Regions from separate parts of the Homo sapiens genome. Here region 2 is linked to region 1. A link is a loop called in an ENCODE intact Hi-C map of the cell type or tissue named here. Cell type or tissue: A673. All regions are shown on one strand.

Region 1 (8,000 bases):
CCTGAGGATGCTGGGATTGAATTAGGCTCCTCCATCATCTAAGAGTTGTGGGATGCCATTTCTCTGCTCTAAACTCACAGGTCCTCTGGGGAGACCAGTGAGATGAAAGCAATCAATGCACAGATCTTGGGGCAGCTGATGGTCAGCCAGGTGGCTCTGCTGATCCTGGCTGGCTTGCTCTCGTGTCCAGGTGTCAGCTGGCTATCCAGGCACCTGGACTGGCCTCTGCAGGGTGGCTGGGCTGCTTCAGCTCTCCTCGTGTCTCTCATGCTCCAGCACACTAGTCTGGGCATGTTCTCATGGTGATGGCAGAGGGACAAGAGACAGCAAGCGCCAGCGCGCAAGCCTATTTCAAGCTTCTGCTTGCATCACATCTGTGAATACCATATTGGCCGAAGCAAGTCACAGGACGCAGCCTGGAGTCAAGGACAGGTCTTGATGCCCTGCCTACAGTGAGAAAGCATGGCAAGCCAAGTGAGAATTTGCAATATTTTTAAAATAATTTCACCTTTTATTTTAGTTTCAGGGGCTACATTTGCAGCCTTGTTACATGAGTACATTGCATGATGCTGAGGGTTGGGGTATGCTTGATCCCATCACCCAGGTAGTGAGCATAGTACTCAATAGCTAGTTTTTCAACCCCTCCCCTCATCTCTTCCTCCCCACTATAGTACCCCCAGTGTCTGTTGTTCTCATCTTTATGTCCATGAGTACCCAACGTTTAGCTTCCACTTATAGGTGAGAATATGTAGTCTTTGGTTTTCTATTCCTGCATTAATTCGCTTAGGATAATGGCCTCCAGCAGTATCCATGTTGCCGCAAACGAAATGATTGGGTTATTTTTTTATGGCTGTGTAGTATTCCATGGTGTATATACACCATAACTTATTTATCCAATCCACCACTGATGGGCACCTAGGTTGATTCCATGTCTTTGCTATTGTGGATAGCGCTGCAATCAACATTTCAGTCCATGTGCCTTTTTGGTAGAATGATTTATTTTCTTTTGGATACATACCCAGTAATGGATTGCTGAGTCAAATGGTAGTTCTGTTTTAAGTTCTTTGAGAAATCTCCAAGCTACTTTCTACAGTGGCTGAACTAGTTTACATTCCCAACAACAGTGTATAAGCAAGAACCTGCATTTTGAGGTCAAGCTCTACTTCTTACCAGCTACACTGATGTCTTTCAAGTTCTCTGAGCAAATAAGACACTATTTTTCATCTATCTGATTAGTGAAGTTTTGTTAAATGTAATAATACACAGTGCATAATACAGCAAAGAAACAGGCAACTGAATATGTTCTTGGTGGGATTTTATTCTATTTTTCCAAGGGCAACTGAATCATACTTATGATGGTGGGTTGCAAAAATACCCCCTAATTCTTCTCATCTTTGTATGCACTCCTGTTTGCAATGTTACTTAGCAGCTCCTACCTCCATGAATCTGGGTTAGTCATGGGCCTTGCTTAGGCCAAGGAGAGAATGGGAAATATAATGCAAACGGGGGCTTGTACATTGGAATTGCCTCCCTTGCTGTGCTTGGAAGCCTGAGGCCACCATGTGAATGAGCCCAAGCCAGCCTGCTATAGAATGAGAGGCCACGTGGAGGAAAACTGAGGTGCCTCAGCTGACCTTAGAAGCTTGAGCATGCCCAGTTAAGATCAGCTAAGCCTGGTCTAGAACAGAAAAGCCAACCACCTGAGCCCACCCCTAATTGCCAAATCCCAGAATTATGCATGAGGTAGTAAAAGATGCCAATTCATTTTATCACATTCTCATAAAGGTCAGCATCTTTCATAAGCAGAGCTGTGTTGTAGCTTCATTTGACAAATATTTATTAAGCCTATTATTACATGCTAGGATTGTCTAGGCACTGATGAAATAAAATGAAAAAAATAAAAATAAAAAAAAGTTTCTGCCCTCATGAAGCTTACATTCTAGAGGTAAGAGACAGAATGTTATTTTGTTTTTTTGAGATAGGGTCTTGCATTGTCACCCAGGCTGGAGTGCAATGGCACAATCATAGCTCACTGCAGCCCCCACCTCCCAGGCTCAGGTGATTTTCCCAGCTCAGCCTCCTGAGTAGCTGGAAGTGCAGGCCCACTCCACTGTGCCCAGCTGATTTTTTATTTGTTTGTGGTAGAGATGAGGTCTTGCTATGTTGCCCAGGCTGGTCTCCAACTCCTGTGCTCAAATAATCCTCCCACCTCCACCTCCCAAAGTGCTGGAATGACAGGCATGAGCCACCATGCCCAACCACAGAATTTTTTTTTTTTTAATTACTAAGTGTAACAGATTGAGCAAGAGTGATGAGTGCTCTGGAGAAAAAGAATAACACTATGTATAACCCTATGATCCAGGAACTTTTCAAATGAGGGTGTAGAGTGTTGAGAGGGGCTGTAATAGTAAATGAGAAGACCAGATAAAACCTCTATAAGGAGATGATCAAGTGAAGATCTGAAGCAGGTAAGGGAATGAGCCTCATTGATATCTGGGGAGGAGTCTTCCAGGGCAAGGGAACAGCGAGAACAGTTTCTGAGGATGCGCTGGGGCCAACAAGTGTATAGGATTCAAAGACAGAGAAGTAAAAGGGGGGCCTGATTGCGTAGGGTCGTGTGGTGACTCTAAGGAATCTTTTGTAAATTCTTGTGTAGATTTAATATTTTAACGACGCGTGTGGTTGATAATTTTAAAAAACATATACAGATCAAAAACAGGCTGGGCACAGTGACTCACGCCTGTGATACCAGCACTTTGGGAGGCCCAGGTGGGTGGATCACCTGAGGTCAGGAGTTCGAGACCAGCCTGGGCAACATAGTGAAACCCCGTCTCTACTAAAAGTACAAAAATTAGCCAGGCATGGTGGCGGGCATCTGTAATCCCAGCTATTCAGGAGGCTGAGGCAGTAGAATCGCCTGAACCCGGGAAGCAGAGGTTGCAGTGAGCTGAGATCGCGCCGTTGCACTCTAGCCTGGGTGTCAGAGGGAGACTCTGTCTCAAAAATATATATATACGTGTGTGTGTGTGTGTGTGTGTGTGTGTGTGTGTGTCAAAAACAAATAGCAATCCTGAGCTGCACCCGTGGATTGCAGTATTAGTGGACTCTACATGAATTTTATTATAATCCCTGGCCCCATATTCACAGAGCTTGCTGGAGACAGCAAGAGTGATGTCATTTTTGGGCACAAACTGCCCTCTGCTGTTCACTTTTGGATTAACAGCCACCATTATCACCTGAAGAAGCAAACGCTGTCCTGGTAGAAAACAGATAATCAGTTATCAGGACACCCCGTCTTCCTTGCCAATAAGTTTGACTATTTCCAGAAGCTCTTAAAAAACAATATAAGAGGAAAGGATATCTCCCAAATCTTCGTCATTCATTTCTATCCAAATATTACATTATCTCTTTCTTTTCTTTCTTCTTTCTTTTTTGTCTTGTCTTTTGCCTTGCCTTGCCCTGCCCTGCCCTGCCCTGCCCTGCCCTGCCCTGCCCTGCCCTGCCTTGCCTTACGGGTCTTGCTATCTCACTCAGGCCAGAGTGCAGTGGCGTGATCATAGCTCACTGCAGCCTCAAACTCCCAGGCTCAAGCGATCCTCCTGCTTTAACTTTCCAGGTAGCTGGGACTACAGGTGCACACCACCCTGCCTGCCTAATTTTTTGATTTTTTGTAGACAGGGTCTCACTATATTGCCCAGGCTGGTCTTGAACTCCTGGGCTCAAGGGATCCTCCCGCCTCAGCCTCCCAAAGTGCTGAGATTACAGTAATGAACCACCAGCCCAGGCCTATATTTTTTTATTTTTATTTTTTTGAGATGGAGTCTCACTCTGTCGCCCGGGCTGGAGTGCAGTGGCACAATCTCAGCTCACTGCAACCTCCACCTCACAGGTTCAAGCAATTCTCCTGCCTCAGCCTCCTGAGTAGCTGGGATTACAGGTGCCCACCACCATGACCAGCTAATTTTTTTCTATTTTTAGTAGAAACAGAGTTTCACTATGTTGGCCAGGCTGGTCTCGAACGTCTGACCTCGTGATCCACCTGCCTCAGCCTCCCAAAGTGCTGGGATTACAGGCATGAGCCACCACACCCGGCCTTATTTTTTATTTTTTTAAGATTTTTTTAAAAACAGTTTTAGGGTCATAGCAACATTGTGAGGAAGGCAGAGAGAATTCCCATTCACCCCCTTCCCTACACATGCACAGCCTCCCCCATGATCGACATCCCCCACCAGAGTGGTACAGTTGTTGCAACTGAGGCACCTACCAGTACTGATGCGTCATTATCACCAAAGTCCCTAATTTACATTAGGGTTCACACTTGACATTGCATATTCCGTGGGTCTGGACAAATGTATAATGCCATGTATCCACCATTACAGTATCACACAGAGTATTTTCACTGCCCTAAAACCCTCTGTGTTCTGCCTATTCATCCCTACCCACCCACCCCTAAACCCTGGCAATCACTAACCTTTTTGTTGTCTCCATGGTTTTGCCTGAAAATCTGAAAAGGCTGCATACTGTATGATTCCAACTATATGACCTCCTGGAAAAGGCAAAACTGTTTAAAGATCTAAAATATTCACCAACTTGTTCATGTGATGCTCTGCAAATGCCTGTGAGGTGAGCTGTGTGGGCATTGTTAGCCCTTTTTGCAGATGAGAGAACTGAGACTTTGGAAACTTGTAGAACTTGCATTTAGTCTCATTAGCCAGTGCATGGTAAAACCAGGATGACAGTCAGAACCTTCCAACTCAGCTGGGTGCGGTGGCTCACACCTGTAACCCCAACACTTTGGGAGGCCAAGGTTGGAGGATCGCTTGAGGCCAGGAGCTTGAGACCAGCCTGGGAAATATAGTGAGTCCCTCATCTCAACAACAACAAAAAAATTTAATTGGCTGGGCATGGAAGCACACAGCTGTAGTCCCAGCTACTCAAGAGGATGAGGCTGGAGGATTGCTTAACCATTGAGTCTGCAGTGAGCTATGATTGCATCACTGTATTCTGGCCTGGGCGATAGAGCAAGACCCTACCTCTTAAAAAAATAAAATATGGCCGGAAATGATGGCTCATGCCTGTAATCCCAATACATTTGGAGGCCAAGGCAGGTGGATACTAAAAATACAAAAATTAGCCAGGCATGGTGGCAGACACCTGTAGTCCCAGCTACTCAGGAGGCTGAGGCAGGAGAATGGCTTGAATCCGGAAGGCGGAAGTTGCAGTGAGCCAAGATCACACCACTGCACTCCCGCCTGGACAACAGAGTGAGACTCCATCTAAAAAATAAATAAATAAATAAGAACCTTCCAACCCACTTTGGTACAACTGAAGTGCAAAGAGTGTAGACGACTTGCTCAACATCACACAAATTTTAAGCAACAAATCCAAGATAACAAGCCATGAGTTTTCATCACTTTAACCACAGACATGTCCAAGGAAAAGCCCAGATAAAGACCCAGGGAGGAGACGGCCATCTACAAGTCAAGGAGACCTCAGAATCAGCCCTGCCAATACCTCGATCTCAGGCTTCTAGCCTCCCGAATTGTGAAAAAATACATTTATATTGTTTAAGCCACCCAGTTTGTAGGACTTTGTTATAGCAAATTACTACAAAGGGTCTCCTCTTCTTGATAATGATATGATCATTATGATATTAGAAAAGTCATACAAATGAAGTGAACAGAGCAAACAGTAATTACAGTCAGAACAGCATATGCGCCAACCAGTTCTACCTCGGCGGAAGTTCTGGGAGGTTGTTCTGGAGGCTTTTGAACAGTGGACTGAGTTTAAGAGTGAGTGATGGGCTTAGGGTGTAAATTCAAGGGATTGGGCTGCAGCTGGGAGCTCGGGACATTCTTGGCTACTGCAGCCCTACTTTGCCTTTCACTGGCATGGTCATAACTTAGGTAGAAAATGTTGATTATTTAATCGTGTTGCCTTGCTTTTTGACCTGATAACCATTGATCAGTGGAAAGAAACACCTGCACAAGTCAAAGCAGGGCTCATTCCTCTGACGGCTTTTTGAATTGGCTTAGCAGCACTCAGCTCACTGCCTTCTTTGCTTTCTTTATCCCTTGCTGTTACTGAGAAAGATTTGGCCTGATTAGAGAAATTAGGATATACAGAAGGAGTCAACAAACTGCATCAATAATCTCCAATTAAAAGACAAGGACTCAACGTAAGGATAGACAAACCGATCAATGGAACAGAATAGAATACAGGAATAGACCCATACATATTGAATCCACTTATTTTTCACAAAGGTACCAGGTCAATGCAATGGAGAAAGAGAATTTTTTAACAAAATGATGCTGGAACCATTCGATATCCATATAGAAAAAATATAAAAGAATTTTCACCTCTACTTCATATAAAAAAATGAATTAGGGCACATGTTCTCAGGGTTTCCTGAGGGCTGTGTCATGGGCAAAAAATTTTTTCCAATAAAAAAATTTAAAGGCCGGGCACGGTGGCTCACACCTGTAATCCCAACACTTTGGGAAGCTGAGGCAGGTGGATCACCTGAGGTCAGGAGTTGGAGACTAGCCTGGCCAACATGGTGAAACCCCGTCTCTACTAAAAATACAAAAATTAGTCGGGCGTGTTGGCAGGTGCCTGTAATCCCAGCTACTCAGGAGGCTGAGGCAGAAGAATCACTTGAACCCAGGAGGTGGAGGTTGTAGTGAGCCGAGATCGTGCCACTGCACTCCAGTCTGGGCGACAGAGCGAGACTCCATCTCAAAAGAAAAAAGTAATGAATATTAATTATTAATGGAACTAACATTTACAGGGTTAGGTCCCACATTGTGATAAAAAGCCTCATGTACATTGTGTTATGTAATCCTGGGAGATGGGTGTTTGTACTGATTACATGGGAACATGAAGCTTAGTAAATTTAAGTTAGTGGCTCTCAATGGCATGCTAATATCATCTTGGGAGATTTTATTTTTTTAAAAATTCTGATGATTGGGCTTCATCCCAAGTCTACTGGATTAGAATCTCTGTGGATGGTGTCCAAGCATCTGTATTTTGTAAGTGCTCTCAGAGGTGACACTGATGTGCAACCAGGGCTGAGAACCAATGTGAATGTTAGAGAGACTGGAATTCAGGGCTTTACTGCCACTTCATTTACAGAAGACGATATAGATATAGATGTTGATAGTGATATCAATATATGTAGACATAAGTACAGATATACATATACCTAGTGTATTAGTCCATTTCACACTGCTATAAGGAACTAACTGAGACTACATCATTTATAAAGAAAAGAGGTTTAACTGATTCATGGTTCCACATGGCTGGAGAAGCCTCAGGAAACTTACAATAATGGTGGAAGGAGAAGGGGAAGCAAGGCACATCATACGTGGTGGCAGGAGAGAGAGAGAGCTAGGAGGGAAGTGCCACACTTTTTCTTTTTCTTTTTTTTTTTTTTTGAGACAGGGTCTTGCTGTGTCACCCAGGTTGGCATGCAGTGGTGTGATCTTGGCTCACTGTAATCTCCGCCTCCCAGGTTCAAGTGATTCTTGTGCCTCAGCCTCCCAAGTAGCTGGGATTATAGGTGTGCACCACCACACCCAATTAATTTTTGTATTTTTAGTAGACACAGGGTTTTGCCATGTTGGCCAGGCTGGACTCGAACTCCTGATCTCAAGTGATCTGCCTGCCTCAGCCTCGCAAAGTGCTGGGATTACAAGCATGAGCCACCGAACCCGGCCTACACTTTTAAACCATCAGATCTCATGAGAACTCACTCACTATCACAAGAACAGCTTTGGGGCTGGGCGTGGTGGCTCACACCTGTAATCCCATCACTTTGGGAGGCTAAGGCAGGTGGATCACCTAAGGTCAGGCGTTCGAGACCAGCCTGGCCAACATGGTGAAACCCCGTCTCTACTAAAAATACAAAAAAAATTAGGCAGGTGTGGTCGTGGACACCTGTAATCCCAGCTACTTGGGAGGCTGAGGCAGAATAATTGCTTGAACCCAGGAGGTGGAGG
Region 2 (8,000 bases), 420 kb before region 1:
GATAGATGGAACTGATGAAAATTTCACAAATGCCTCAAAGCACCGCTGTCTGTGGTAAGGCTGGAGAGTGGTCCAAAGCAGTCCCAGCACACTCAGATCCTGTGGGTCCAACGGGTCTTCCCAAAAGCAGAGCTGGGGGCTAATGATCTCCTCTATGTTAGACAGACATGTATTGGCAGGAAGCTTGTTCCTAAGAGAATTTTGTGTCCAGTGCTTTCAATCAGCACCCCTGGACTAGATGCTGGGGTGGGGATGAAGGACACAGAGATACCACATGGTCCCCTTAAGTGAGGACCAGGGGAATCTTGTTCTATCCACACCTCTTCACTTTAACAGTTCTGTGAGTGGCTACCAAATATGACACTGAGTCCCAAATACCACAAGCATTGGTTGGGAGTAGAAGGCTGGGCATACCACAGCGCTGGAATAACATAATCAGGAGCCACGTCAAACAAGGTAGTTTCTATACCTTCTCTTCCTAACATCAGCATAAAGGAATCTAGGAAAATCTGGCATCTTCTATTCTTTCATTCGGAAAACTCTCCAGACCCAGTGATAAGACTTCCTGATACACATTCCACCACACATCCTTCATTAACTTTATTTTAAGTCACCCAAATAAAACACCCCCGGCCCTCTGTTTCCAGCTGCCACAAACCCAAACACCTCAGATCTTGGAAAGATTTGATCTTTCTGCCTCCCTGAAGGGGCATTTGACAATTCTCATAATTCTAAAATTAGAATTGGAAAAAAAAAAAACGCAATTACCCTCATAAGGCCAAAGCTACTCCACAGAAGAAACCAGAACATTCCTACAACCAGCAATTAAACAACTAAAACCTTCCCAGACATCGTGCCCCTTCTTTATTTTGCTGTTGCTGCATTAATCATCCTAACACCTTTTTAATTATAATCACAAACTGGAAGCCATGGCTTCTGATGTTATAAATACTGATTTTCCAGTTAAATTAGGCATTTGCTGTTTTATGTTTTGATAGGAAGGGGCTGTTTGAAGCCTCCTAAAATACTGCAATTAGTTCTCTCTGTTGAAACAGACAAGACGTTAACAGACACATTTGCTGCTTCCCTGTAATGTGCTGGAATGTTTATGACTAAGTGTACTTCTCTCAAGCTTTTAAAGCATAAGGCATATTTTTAAAAGTGGAAGAAATCAATCATAATGCACACATTTATTATGTATTTCTTCAGTTAAGTTATTTCTAAAACTTTCCCAGGCTGTAATTTAAACCTAGAAAGCACATCTCCTCAACGGGCAGGCAACCTGTCAGAGAAACAATCTTGATTTTACCTATTGGCTCTGCTAAGATGATAACATCACTTCAGCTGACAAAGGCTGTGTTTCTGTTTGACATTTGCAATTAATTACCGAAATGCAATGGAGATGCAGCCAGCCATGCAGATCTGTTTCCCAGAAAGATATAAAACAGGAGGAAAGAGAGAAAGAGAAACAACAAAGGCGAAGGAGGTTTGCGTTTGGGGCATCTGCACCAGTGCCGTTTAAAATGTTATGGCTGGCAGGAAAGCTGGATTATTAATTTATTTTACCTGCACTTAACTTTCTAGTCCTCTCTCCTACCTTTCTCTCACCACCGGCAGACGGTGGGAAAGGAGGGAGATGAACATCTCACAAGACAGAAGCTCCAATCTGTTGCGAAGGAGGCGGAGATTAGACAGGGCACGGTCTGAGGCATAAAAACTCTCAGGGCACCAACTGTCATGCAGACATTGAGGCTTCTGGTGCAAAATCAACTCCGTGCTCATTCAGCCAAGGGGGATGGAAAGTTACGGAGGTGGGAGGCATCCTTTCTTTACTAGAAAGCCAAAACGCCAGCATGATCTTTGTAACTGTTCCCTATTCATTTTGCTCTGACCTTAACACACTAAAGTTGAATTCCAGCCACGCAAATGCGTTTGAGGGTGATTTTAAGAGATTCCAGGGGACCTCAAATCCCCTTAGTCAATTTAGCCATCCTGTCTCACTCCTCAAAGTCCTCTGCCCAGAATCCCAGAACCCCGCAAGAGCCTGGTTTCGGAAACACCCAGCAGGCAGGAGGGCTGGGGGTTCCCAGGCTTGGAGCTGGGCAGATTCAGACAGCACCTCCTTGGATGAGGAGCGCGGGAGGCAGGGCAGGGTGACACCTCCTCCCCTCGCCCTGAAATAAAGTGACCTTTCGCTGGAGTCCAGCCCTCTCAGCCGATCCCCCTGAGCAACGCCGCCAGGGTTTGCAGAGCCCTCGCGGGGGCTTGGGCCTCTCGGGACGGTGCCTGGATGCTCGAAGGGCGTGGAAAGCCGCGGCTTCCCCTCCGCGTCTCCCCCACGCGTCTCCACCAGCCCGCGGAGCCCAGGGTCCTACCTGTACCACTCCAACCCCTTTTCGTAGTTCCTGTCGAAGAAGTGCGGCTCTACGCCCACCGCCCGCACGTCCGGGTGCACGCGGATCGCCTCCAGCAGCGCGCGGGTCCCTCCTTTCTTGACCCCGATGATGAGCGCCTGTGGCAGCTTCTTCTCCCCATAGTCGGGGGTGCTGACGGCGCCGCCCCTCTCGCTGCTCCCGTTGGCCGCTCTCCGGCCTGCGAGATCCTCGTCGGTGGTGCTGGACTCCTGCGCTTCCCTCTCCGGCAGCGCGCTCTGAGCCGTGATCATCTCGCTGGGGGCCAGCGGGGTCCGGAGCCAGGCGTCCTGGGCGCCTCCGCCGCCGCTCGGCAGCCCCCAGCCGTCGGTCCCGGGGGCGGCTGGCTGCTCTGGGGGCTCGGGCGGCTCCCCGTGGCTCGCGTTGTCCAGCGGCGGCGGCGCGGGCGGCTGCGAGGGGGCGCCGAGGCGCACGGGGGTAGGCAGCAGAGAGGGTGGCGGCGGGCTCGGCGGGGGCTCGGCGGCGGCGCCCGGCGACTCCTGCAGCGCCAGAGGGAATTGCAGGGAGCCCGAGCCGCCCAGGAGGCTGTAGCACAGGTAGGTGACAGACAGGGACAAGGTGCACATAAAAAGCAGCTTGCGCGCCGGCGGCCCCTTAGCAGAGGCGCCGGGCGGCGGCGGCGCGGCCAGAGGTGGAGGCGGAGGCGGAGGCGGAGGAGGTGCGGGCCACCGGGCCATCGCGGCTCCCGGCTCGCGGCGGCGGCGGCGGCGGCGGCAGCCCCCGGCGCTGCCCGGACATGGTTTCAGCCGCCGCCCCCGCCGCCGCCGCCGCCGCCGCCGCCGCCGCCGCTGCCCAGCCGCCCCGGCTGCATGAAGCGACGCCGCTGCGCCCCCGGCCCTGGCCGCTGTCCCGCTGCGCCAGGGGGGAGCCCGGCCGCATGGCCCCCCGCCCCACGCTGCCCGCCGAGTCCGGGTGGCCCCCCCACCACCGCCCCCCCCTCAGCCTCAGGCAAGGGGACCGAGGGGGGCGCGCGGACCCGCCGGCGGCACCTGCTCCGTCTGCAGCGCCCCCGCTTCCCCGGCTCCGCCGCGGCTTCTGCTTCAGCCTCTGCCGCCGCCGCCGCGCGCTGTTGCAGCCCGGAGTTCCTTCCCCGCTGCTAACTTTCTGCCGGGAGAGAGGAGAGGCGCGGAGGGGAGGAGGAGGGGGCCGGGCGCGCGCCCGGCGCCGCCGAGGGAAGGGGGGTGCGCCTCGCGCGCGCCTGCGAAGGGGGCGGGGGAGCGGAGGCGTGCGCTAGGGCTGGGGCACCCGGGAGAACGGAGATCGTGCCCCCCAGCCCCCAGCACGCACGCACTTGGGGTGTTCCCCACCCCACCTCGTTTACTCCCCTCCCTTGGGAGCTCGGGACGCCGTGTTCTCCATTCCTTTGCCCCAGTACTTTTAGAGAGGTAAAGCCCAACGCCTGCCTCCGGTGCCGCGCACCGGGAGCTGGAAGACAGCGGGTGACGAAGCTCTCGCTTCCGCTTTTCCTCTGGGACTCCAACTCAGCCCATCCCCGACCCTCCCTTCTCTCGCCCGGGATATCCTCCTGCCTTCGGTCCAGGAGTGAATCCTTTTCTACAACCGCTTTCCCATCCCAACTTCCATCTTTCCAGCCACCGCCCCCCGCCCCCCATCTTCTCTTGAAGCTCCTGATGGGTGGAGCTTTGACACAAGCCCCCAGGTTTCCCAGCCCCAGAGCTTTTCCCTCTGTCCCATCACCAGGTGACAACACTTTCTGCTTCAAGAGATGAGGCTGCCCCTCCTCGACACCCTTAATCACAGGTGCACACACCTGCGCCTCTTCGGGGGCATTGCCACTAACGGAGTTCATGGTTTCCTGGACTGAAATAGTGTGGGACCACTGTCGCTCTGAACACCTAATAAGCGGAGACAAGCTGGGTTGCTGGGTGTCTGTGCATCGGCTCGCTGAAATTTTTTAAGTGTATTTTCTTTGCAGAGAGATCTCCACCCCTCACCTCCCTCTCCTGGGGGAACATGGTAAACATCAGAAGGCTTTGGAAGATTCACAACTAGACTTTGCTTCCTGTTGCATTTTGCTCAGGGAAGTGAGGGAAATGGGAGAAAGAGACAGAGTGATCAACTGAGGCACTCCAACAAACTCAGCTTTCTGCAACCGGGGCTGGCTCTGCACAGAGCTCTGCCAGGTGCCTCCTGGGGGTGGCTCTAGTGAGTACCATTTGCCCCCCAGCCACAGCTGGGTGCCTGACGGGGCTGCTTTTCCCTTGTTGGCTGCTGTGGCTGGCATCTCTGGTTTTGTTTGATCACGTAATAGGAAAACCAGTTGAAAGAAAATGTATATAATGTCTAAATATTAACGAGATACCTAGTGCCAAAGAGAAAAAAAATGTTAATCAAATAAGATAAAGAACACGGACTTTTCCCTGAGTGAACAAAAGCTCACTGCTGCTCTCAGCTGGACACGAGTTTCCTTCACTGCAGCTTTAGTTCAGATAAAGATTATTCTTTTATAATATATTTTTTATGGTACACTGGAGACCTCTGAAATGCAGAGTCTGGTGTCCTGTAAATCATTCTGTGTAACTAGGGATGCTTTTTCAAACAGCACACAACTGCATTACTGTAATGTCAATGGGAAGGGGCCAACTGGAACGGAGAGAAACACAAGCACTGCCCAGCCCTCCCTGTGCTCCGAGCCATGATCCAAGGTGGTCATCTAGGAAGCCTGGGTTGCAACAGATATTGCCTTGTCAGCGACCAGTCTCCCTTTCAAGGCCCAGGCACTAGATGTCTGGCATATGGCCCAGGTCCTCCTTGCAGTTCCTGCCTAGCACCCAAACTTTTCTATCTCCCCTCTCAGCAATCCAAACGAATCTGCTCCATGCCCAGTTTTACTAAAGATGGGCTCTCAAATTTCGAAAGGTTTTGGTAAAAAGGTATCAAAACCGATGGTGGCAAATGGAGCTCTGAATGTGGCCAGCACAGTGACATTAAGAAATGTAAACTGGCTGCAATAGTTTAAACTGGGGGCTTTCCCAAAAAAGGAAAAAAAAAAAACACCTTGGAGAGGACGTTACTGTTGAAAAATCAGCAGATCCTGAACTTTGAGCCCCTCAGTCAGAGCTGAGAAGTAGAGTGAACATGCTGCCGTTTTCACAGTGCTCATACAAGTTGCCCCCCCACACATTTATGTCACTTGCCTTGACACTGCTAGTAAGGACATTTCTCAGTATCCCTTTTGCCTCCAATCCTCAAATAGTCACGCTTTAATAACAAACTCTTGAAAGAATAGAGCCCCTTTGGTAAAATGTCAGGCCCACAAGTGATAGGGAGGAGGCGGGCTTTTTTGGAGAGGAACTTTGTAAATTTCACACTTAGGCAGTTGCCTATTTTTTATCTACTTTTGAGCCACGCTTTTTCTAGGAGCAAGTCCTTGAGAAACCTACAATGAAAAGTGGGAGCTACCTACACAGGGCGAACTCTGACGTCATCCAGGCATTCCCAATGGATCCGAAGACTCGATGGAAGATAGTTTTCTGTCTCCCCTGCCAACACCCACAGAATTCCTCTAACTGGTCTCCTGGCCTCACTCTGCCTCATTTCCCTTCATCCTAGAAAACAATAGCAGATCAATGTTTCTGAGGCAATGTTTTTTTAGCTCTACCAATGTCCCCCCGACTCAAAAAACCATTATCTCACTACCTAACTAATAAACTCCAACCTCTTTACCTTGGTACTCAAGATTCCCCCTACCTTTGGTGTATCTCGCAGTCCTGCCAAACCAAACAGTGCATGCTGTCCAAACATACACACTGCGTCCTTCTCTTCTGTCTCCGTAGTATCAGATGATAGCATTTGAGCAAAGCTGTCATTTGCTAGCCAAGTGGCTTTTGGAAAGGTCATTTTACCTCCCTCAGCCTCAGTTTCTGCATGTATAAATTATGGATAAGACTCACCTCAAATTGTTTTTATAAAGAATTAAATTGAATTAGCTAGAATATGCAAAAATCCCTGGCTCCCTGCCCGACATGGGGTGCCTACCAATAATTATTCAAATCTAAATATTGGCCTATGCCATGCTCTGCTTCCTTTTCCTATTAAAACTTTATTCTTGAAAAATATGTGTGTACTCTTTCTTCAAAACTATCCCAGTGTATCAGCTAAAGTTCACTGTCCTAAGATGTTCTGTTTGTAACATTTATAATGTCAAGTCTAATGCCTTCTGGAATATTGGTAAAGTTTTAGGGTTTTTTGTTTGCTTATTTTCTATAAAATAAAATCACTGGAAGGATTCATAGTAACTCAAATAACTAAAGGGAATTTTTAAAAATCAACAAACAAACAGCAAAATTGGCTTTGGAAAGGACAGTACAGTGTGTGGTGGTCATTACTGACATTCGTCAAATATTGTCCAGTCTCGTTGTGGACATCTGGTAGGGATATACTTCCCTGACCCCTTAAAGTTAGGTGTGACTATGTGCTGCTCTGGCTACTGAAATATGAACGGAAGTGAGGTTTGTCCCTTCCAGGCAGAAGCCTTGAGAGGCAGGAGGAGATTTGCCAGGGTCTGTTTTCCCTCCTGAGCAATTGCAGAAGAAAAGGGTTGAATACAGGGTCTTAGCTTCTGTATTAGGCCTTTCTCTTACTGCTATAAATAAATACCTGAGACTGGGTAATTTGTAAAGAAAAGAGGTTTAATTGGCTCATGGTTCTGCAGGCTGTATAGGAACCATTATGTTGCCATCTGCTTGGCTTCTGGGAGGCCTCAGGAAAGTTACAATCATGGCGGAAGGTGAAGGGGCCACAGTCACATCGCATGGCCAGAGCAGGAGCAAGAGAGCGAGGCAGGAGGTGATGTAAACCTCAGAGAACTCACTCACTGTCACTAGAATATTACCAAGGGGGTAGTGGTAAACTATTCATGAGAAATCTGCCCCCAAGATCCATTTACCTCCCACCAGGCCCCACCTCCAACACTGGGAATTGCAATTCAACATGAGATTTGGGCAGAGACACACATGCAAACTATTTCAGCACCCATCTACTCAATCCCGCACGTTGATTAAGGATAATACAGATCCAGCCCCTCATGACAGGTACATGATCAAGAAATAGATCTGTGCTGTTTTCAGCTCCTGAGACTTACGGCTTGGTTATTACCACAGCACAACCTAGACTATCTGACTGATTAAAGCACACATGCTATTAATTTTCCTTGCTGTTGGCCACAATGGCTTCACTCCTCCAATATTAGAATTCCCCTTCACAAAAGTAGATAAATGAAAGATTAAAAGCCCATCAGGTAAAAAAGAAAAGTTTTCCAGAAATATAAGCAGAATTCTTGTCTCGTATGTAGCAACTCTATTTCCTCAGTTCATCTTTCATCTGTTGATTAAAAAGTATATCTATAAGCTAGGCATGGTGGCTGACACCAGCAATCCCAGCACTTAAAGAGGCCGAGGCAAGAAGATCCCTTGAGCTCAGTAGTTCAAGAGCAGCCTGGGCAACATAGTGAAACCCCATCTCTACAAAAAACAAACAAACAAACAAATAAAAGTGTATCTATAAAGATTTGGAGGTAAGCCTCCAGACAAAGCCCAAAGGACAACA

The links. Hi-C counts contacts between places; a loop is a spot of excess contacts. Peaks named below come from ENCODE experiments on the same cell type or tissue, not always from the same donor. Only the 100,000 strongest peaks of a DNase experiment are listed, where the experiment ranks them.
Region 2: a loop joins it to region 1, with 3 times the contacts of the local background. A loop is called at or near these places in 9 of 110 quality-filtered maps.

The regions. Positions count from the first base shown.
Region 1 is chr16:25,272,020-25,280,019 of GRCh38, reverse strand. No RefSeq gene overlaps it. Among named protein-coding and RNA genes, the nearest start is that of ZKSCAN2, 18 kb to the right of the region's middle. In A673, a CTCF peak has its summit at 3,220 (motif pointing left); a DNase peak (open chromatin) is centred at 3,169.
Region 2 is chr16:25,687,527-25,695,526 of GRCh38, reverse strand. HS3ST4 (heparan sulfate-glucosamine 3-sulfotransferase 4) reads right to left here and starts at 3,568. Exons shown (of 2, transcript NM_006040.3): 1 at 2,376-3,568. The coding sequence starts at 3,109. RefSeq lists enhancers at 1,823-2,323, 2,324-2,824. In A673, CTCF peaks have their summits at 4,407 (motif pointing left) and 4,607; DNase peaks (open chromatin) are centred at 1,736, 3,556, 3,856 and 4,386; H3K4me3 peaks cover 4,058 bases; H3K27ac peaks cover 2,717 bases.